Linked DNA regions of Mus musculus: region 1 is linked to region 2. The links are chromatin loops, found by intact Hi-C in ENCODE. Cell type or tissue: heart. All regions are shown on one strand.

The links. Peaks named below come from ENCODE experiments on the same cell type or tissue, not always from the same donor. Only the 100,000 strongest peaks of a DNase experiment are listed, where the experiment ranks them.
Region 1: it touches region 2 in a loop (9-fold over the local background); 22 of 42 quality-filtered maps call a loop at or near these places.

The regions. Positions count from the first base shown.
Region 1 is chr11:121,039,983-121,042,482 of GRCm38, reverse strand. All of the region lies in intron 1 of Gm11775 (a long non-coding RNA gene), which reads right to left. Among named protein-coding and RNA genes, the nearest start is that of Cd7, 1.8 kb to the right of the region's middle. In heart, a CTCF peak has its summit at 1,116 (motif pointing right); a DNase peak (open chromatin) is centred at 1,042; H3K27me3 peaks cover 310 bases.
Region 2 is chr11:120,904,416-120,906,915 of GRCm38, reverse strand. The region is part of intron 3 of Ccdc57 (coiled-coil domain containing 57); the gene reads left to right. Among named protein-coding and RNA genes, the nearest start is that of A430102A20Rik, 27 kb to the left of the region's middle. In heart, a CTCF peak has its summit at 1,356 (motif pointing right); a DNase peak (open chromatin) is centred at 1,255; H3K27ac peaks cover 602 bases.

The sequences.
Region 1 (2,500 bases), 140 kb before region 2:
TGTCTCTCTCTCTCTCTGTATGTCAGCTTTTAACGAGAAAGTTTCTCTGTATAGCCCTGGCTGTCCTGGAACTCACTCTATAGACTAGGCTGACCTCAATTCAGAGATCCATCTTCTTCTGCCTCCCAAGTGCTGGGATTAAAGGTGTGCACCACAGCCTGGCAGTGGTGGCACACGCCTTTAATCCCAGCATTTGGGAGGCAGAGGCAGGCAGATTTCTGAGTTCGAGGCCAGGCTGGTCTACAAAGTGAGTTCCAGGACAGCCAGGGCTATACAGAGAAACCCTGTCCAAAAAAAAAAAAAAAAAAAGTGTGCACCACCGATGCCTGGCTAGAGTCTTTTCCATAGCATTTTTTTTTCTGCTTCTATAACTTTGGAGAGGAGCCTCCTGAATCTTACAACTTTCTGAGCTTCCTGCTTAGCTTCCAGAGACTTCTAAACCTCCCTCCACCACACTCAGGGAGGGAAAGTTTCATTCATTTAGGTTCTGAGAAATAGCCATGCAATGTTTTGCTCAAGGACACTGGACACGTCTATGATGGAACCTGTGTGTGGCCATGCATTCACACGCACAGCAAAATTCAGAGAAAAGGAGCCCACAGAGCAAAGCCGCACATTAGAGTGAAGCCACAGTAAATAAGAGACAGACTTACCCAGCACTGCTGGAAAGTCAGCTGCTGCTAAAAAGAAAAAAAAAAAAAAGTGCAACCCCTGAAAGCCCCAGGCTTTACTCCTCACATCACTTGACCTTCAGGGTCCACTGCCTCTGCCATTTATAGGCGGTGGTACACATCTTTAAATCCCAGCACTTGGAAGGCAGAGGCAGGGGGGTGTCTCTGATCTACATAGGGAGTTTTATTCCAGCCAGGATGATCCAGTGAGACTGTGGGGAGAGAAAGGGAGAAAGGGGGAAGGGGTAGAGGAGGAGGAGGGAGGAGAGGGAGAGAGAGCACACAACTGGGCATCGTGCCTTCAGCTGAATCACTCATCTCAGAGCCTCTCCACACCCTAATCCTCTGCAGTGTCTGCAAGGGCCACACCACGCCAGCTTTTCTTCAGGAGACTTCATGACTCAGTAATAAACTCTGGTGACCCAGCTGTCGTTGGGCTCTCACCACAAGGGGGCAGAGTTGACCTGCCTTACAGGGAGCCCTAAGGAACAAAGAATTTCTGGAGCTTGCTCTCCCCAGGGACCTCTCTACAGATCCTCACCCTCCCTCATCTCCATCTCCACCCTCTGTTTCTCTTGGACCCATATCGTGTCTTATTGTAATCCAAACTTGGGTGAGTTTGCCTCCTACATACTCCATAACCCAGTCTTCAGATAAGCATCTGTGATTCTGATCATTAAACGAGAACAGTAAACCAAGGAAACAGTCAACTTCTGGAAGATATGATTGTTAGAAACAAACCCACAGAATATCATTTGAGCCTGGCTGATGGTGCATGCTTTTAGTCCCAGCATTTGGGAGGCAGAGGCAGGTGAGTCTCAGAGTTTGATGCCAACCTGGTCTACAGAGTGAGTTCCAGGATAGCCTGGGCTACACAGAGAAACCTTATCTCACAAAACAGCAACAACAACAAAAACCACTCGAGCTGAGACCTGAAAATGAAGCCCCGAGCTAAAGACGCTGCCTGGTGAGCTGGAGAGATGGCCCAGTGGAGAAGACCCTGCCTGATGACAGTGGCCTCCAGAGTCACAACCACAGTGCATCTGATGCTACCGCCCAGCACCCAGATGCACAGAGTCTGTGCCTCTTCAATCAAAATAAATGCACTGGGGTTTGGGTCATCACCTCCTCCTGGAGCCCTGGAGCCCTTAGGCACAGCCCATAGGGCCCTGTGTGTCTATGATCTCTGAAACTTGAGGCATGGTGCCCCAAACAGTCAAAAGTGTCGATGCACGAAGACCACATCAAGGTCAGCCCTGCAGAGGTGGCAGCACTCCAGTCCATGTGCCCCTGGTGTGGCCACGGGCATCCTAGGAAGGAGACTAGGTCTAGGTCTTTGACTGTTCTTACTTCCCTGTAAAGTCTGTCTTTCCATGAACTTCTCCCCTGGGGGCTAGGTGCTGATTTCTTTACTGCCCACCTGACCCAGCTCCCCTCGTATTTCTCTCCAATATTCTCAGGCTGCACAGTTCCATACCTGCTGTCCCTGTGTTACCACAGGTGACCTGTCCCTCCCCAACCCTTTGTTCCTAAAATCTTCCAACTTTGACCTTCCTTTACCTGAGTCCCTCTCCCATGTGCCCTCAAGTACCCCGCATGGCACCCCTGTCTACACCATAGCATTCCAAACCCACCTACAGGGGGAGCATCTTCCCCCTTAGAGTAGGACCCCGGAGGAACTGCTTTGAGTCCCTATGTGACACTGTACACACACACACACACAAACTCACCCCTCAGTGTGACACACTGGCTCTGGTACCAGCAATAAAACTCATGGTTGACAAGAGTCCTAGCTCTCCCCCAACCTGGGAACCAGACACAGGGCCCTC
Region 2 (2,500 bases):
CCACCAAAAACAACTCAGCAACTGTTGTGTCTAAGAAATGACACTCTCGCAGTGGTACCAAAGTCACCAAGGGAGCTTCAAGAGAGTCTCTAGCTGGGAAAGGCGGCTGAGTGATTAGTTTGTGCAGACTCAGTGGAGCACACTCAGGTGTCCCTAGCCCTATCTCTGGAAGCACCAAGCCTTACATGCTACTGTGCCAGCTCTGCCGCAGGAGGCTAGGGAAAGGTCTGCCCCTGGTGGGTTGGAATAGCCAGCCTGAGGCAGCCTTCTGCAGCCCGGGGCAGTCTGCCTATAGCAGCCTGATCTGGCCTGGAACAGTCTTGGCCTTCTGGGTAGTTGTGAGCAGAGAGTTGTGTTAACACAGAATCTTAAAGACCAACAACTCTTTTGCTCAATTGCTCTTTTCTGTTGTTGGGCCAGAATCTCACATGTTGGTCACCCTTGTAAATAGAACCAATTCAATGAAATAATGATTTTTCTCTTATAAGTTGAGGCAAGTTTATAACTAGTAACTGACTGGTCAGTTATCACGTACTGTGAACCAGAGAAAATCCTTTTTCTTATTGGATAGTCACAGGCTCACAAGACATTGGAGGAAATTTACCCACTCATTTCAGAAATGTTTCTGAATGCATGCTGCATGCTGGTAGCTCTTCAGGCTTGGGATTGCGCACGGATCCCTGTCATTCCTGTCATACCTGTCATGCCTGTCAGTCATACCTGCCATGCTTGCCCTTATAGAGGGAAGAACACCTTGAGACAGTTAACTGCCTATAGATGTGATGAGACGGGAGGGTCAGGAGTCAAGTACAGTGAGTGGGCAAGAGGAGCCACAGACGTTGGTGAGGGTGCAGAAGAGAGTTCAGGAGGAGGAAGACAAGAACCTGCCCATGTGCTCGGAGATACCTAGAAGATAGAGTTCAAGTTCAGAGGACGAATGTCCAAAGTGGAGCTCGGCCTTCAGAGCCTTTAAAGACTTTGGCACCATGGGAAACTGTTGAGTGTTTGTGTAGAGCAGTGACATACATGATTGCGGACTTACTGGGCCAGGCATGGGAGAAGTAGCCAGCAGGCTGATGGGGTAGTAGGCCCCTGCAGATATGAGCATGCCCAGAAGGGGAGCCAGTGGGGACATCTGACCCTGAGCTCTGATGGGCCTGATGGAAGAGGCAGGTGCCACAGAGGATGACTGCCAGTTGTTGAGACAAAGAATGTGTGCAAGGAGACAGAGTGACAGACTGTTGTGTGAGGTCCCATGGTTTATCCAGAGACACGGTCCCCAGAACATTGACAAGAGCACAGTGGAGACAGGTCATGGCTGCCTGTCACACTGTCCAGCAAGACCAGAAGGTGGCAGCACAGGCTTGACTTAGCATGGAACTCTGCTCTCTGGTGGCCACAACCTGCAGAACTTCCTCTGTGGATTTTGTTCAGAAAAAACTGTTTCAAATTCTGTGGATTTGTTGCTGTTTGGTTAGTTGGTTGCTTTGGTTTTGTCCTTTGAGACAGATTCCTAACATGTAGCCAAGGCTGCCCAGAACTTGAGGGGATCTTCTCTATCTTTGCCTCCCAGGTTCTCTGTTTACAGGTAGGTTCTACTAACTCACCATCCTTCTCTCCTCTCCCCTCCCCTCCTCTCCTCTCCCCTCCCTTCCCCTCTCCCCTCCCTTCTCCTCTCTTCTCCTTTCCTTTCCTTTTTCCCTCCCTCCCTCCCTCCCTCCCTCCCTCCCTCCCTTCCTTCCTTTCTTTCTTCTTTCCTTCCTTTTGTCTTTCATTTGTCCCTATGCTTGGAATAGAACCCAAGGCACCACACATAACAGGCAAGCATTCAGCCATGATTTTATAATTATAGTAATGATTTTAATATTCTAATTCCAATAAGGGTCACTCACGTGACTATATATTTCACATTTACCTTTCAAGGGATTGAAAAAGTGAAATATAACTTCTAGTTGTGCTTTCTGCAGTTTCCTGAGCCAGAAAGTGAGACCTGTTGCTGCAGAACTCACACAGTGCACCTGTCTACCAGGGCTGGATGGTGCTTCATGGGGTAAGGGTGGGGACAACTCCCTCAGAGCTGCATCTGTCCTCCCTCAGTCTGTCCTTCAGGGCTGGAGTCTGGTGGAGGGCAGGGCAGGGCAGGGCCCAGGACTAGGGCTGGCATATGTGCCTGAGCACTCAGTCCTTCCAGGGGCTCTGGCTCTGTGCTGATCAAAAATGAGATTAAGTACCTGGCCCCAGAAATATAGAAATTAGGTTTTTTGGCTTGCTAGTAACTGGAGGATCCAAACTCTCGTATCAACCGAGGACCCCGTGGCAGACCTCATCATGTCAGAAATGAGAAGGAAGTTTGCAGAAGGGAATATATGCTAGCCTGACAGCAATGGCTGCAACCTGGGTGCTCACCGAACTGCAAGAGTTACAGTCATCCCTCAGAGAGAGGCTTCTTAAAATGGTTTCATCTATGACCCCATTTTACCTGAGAATTTTTGTTGTTCTG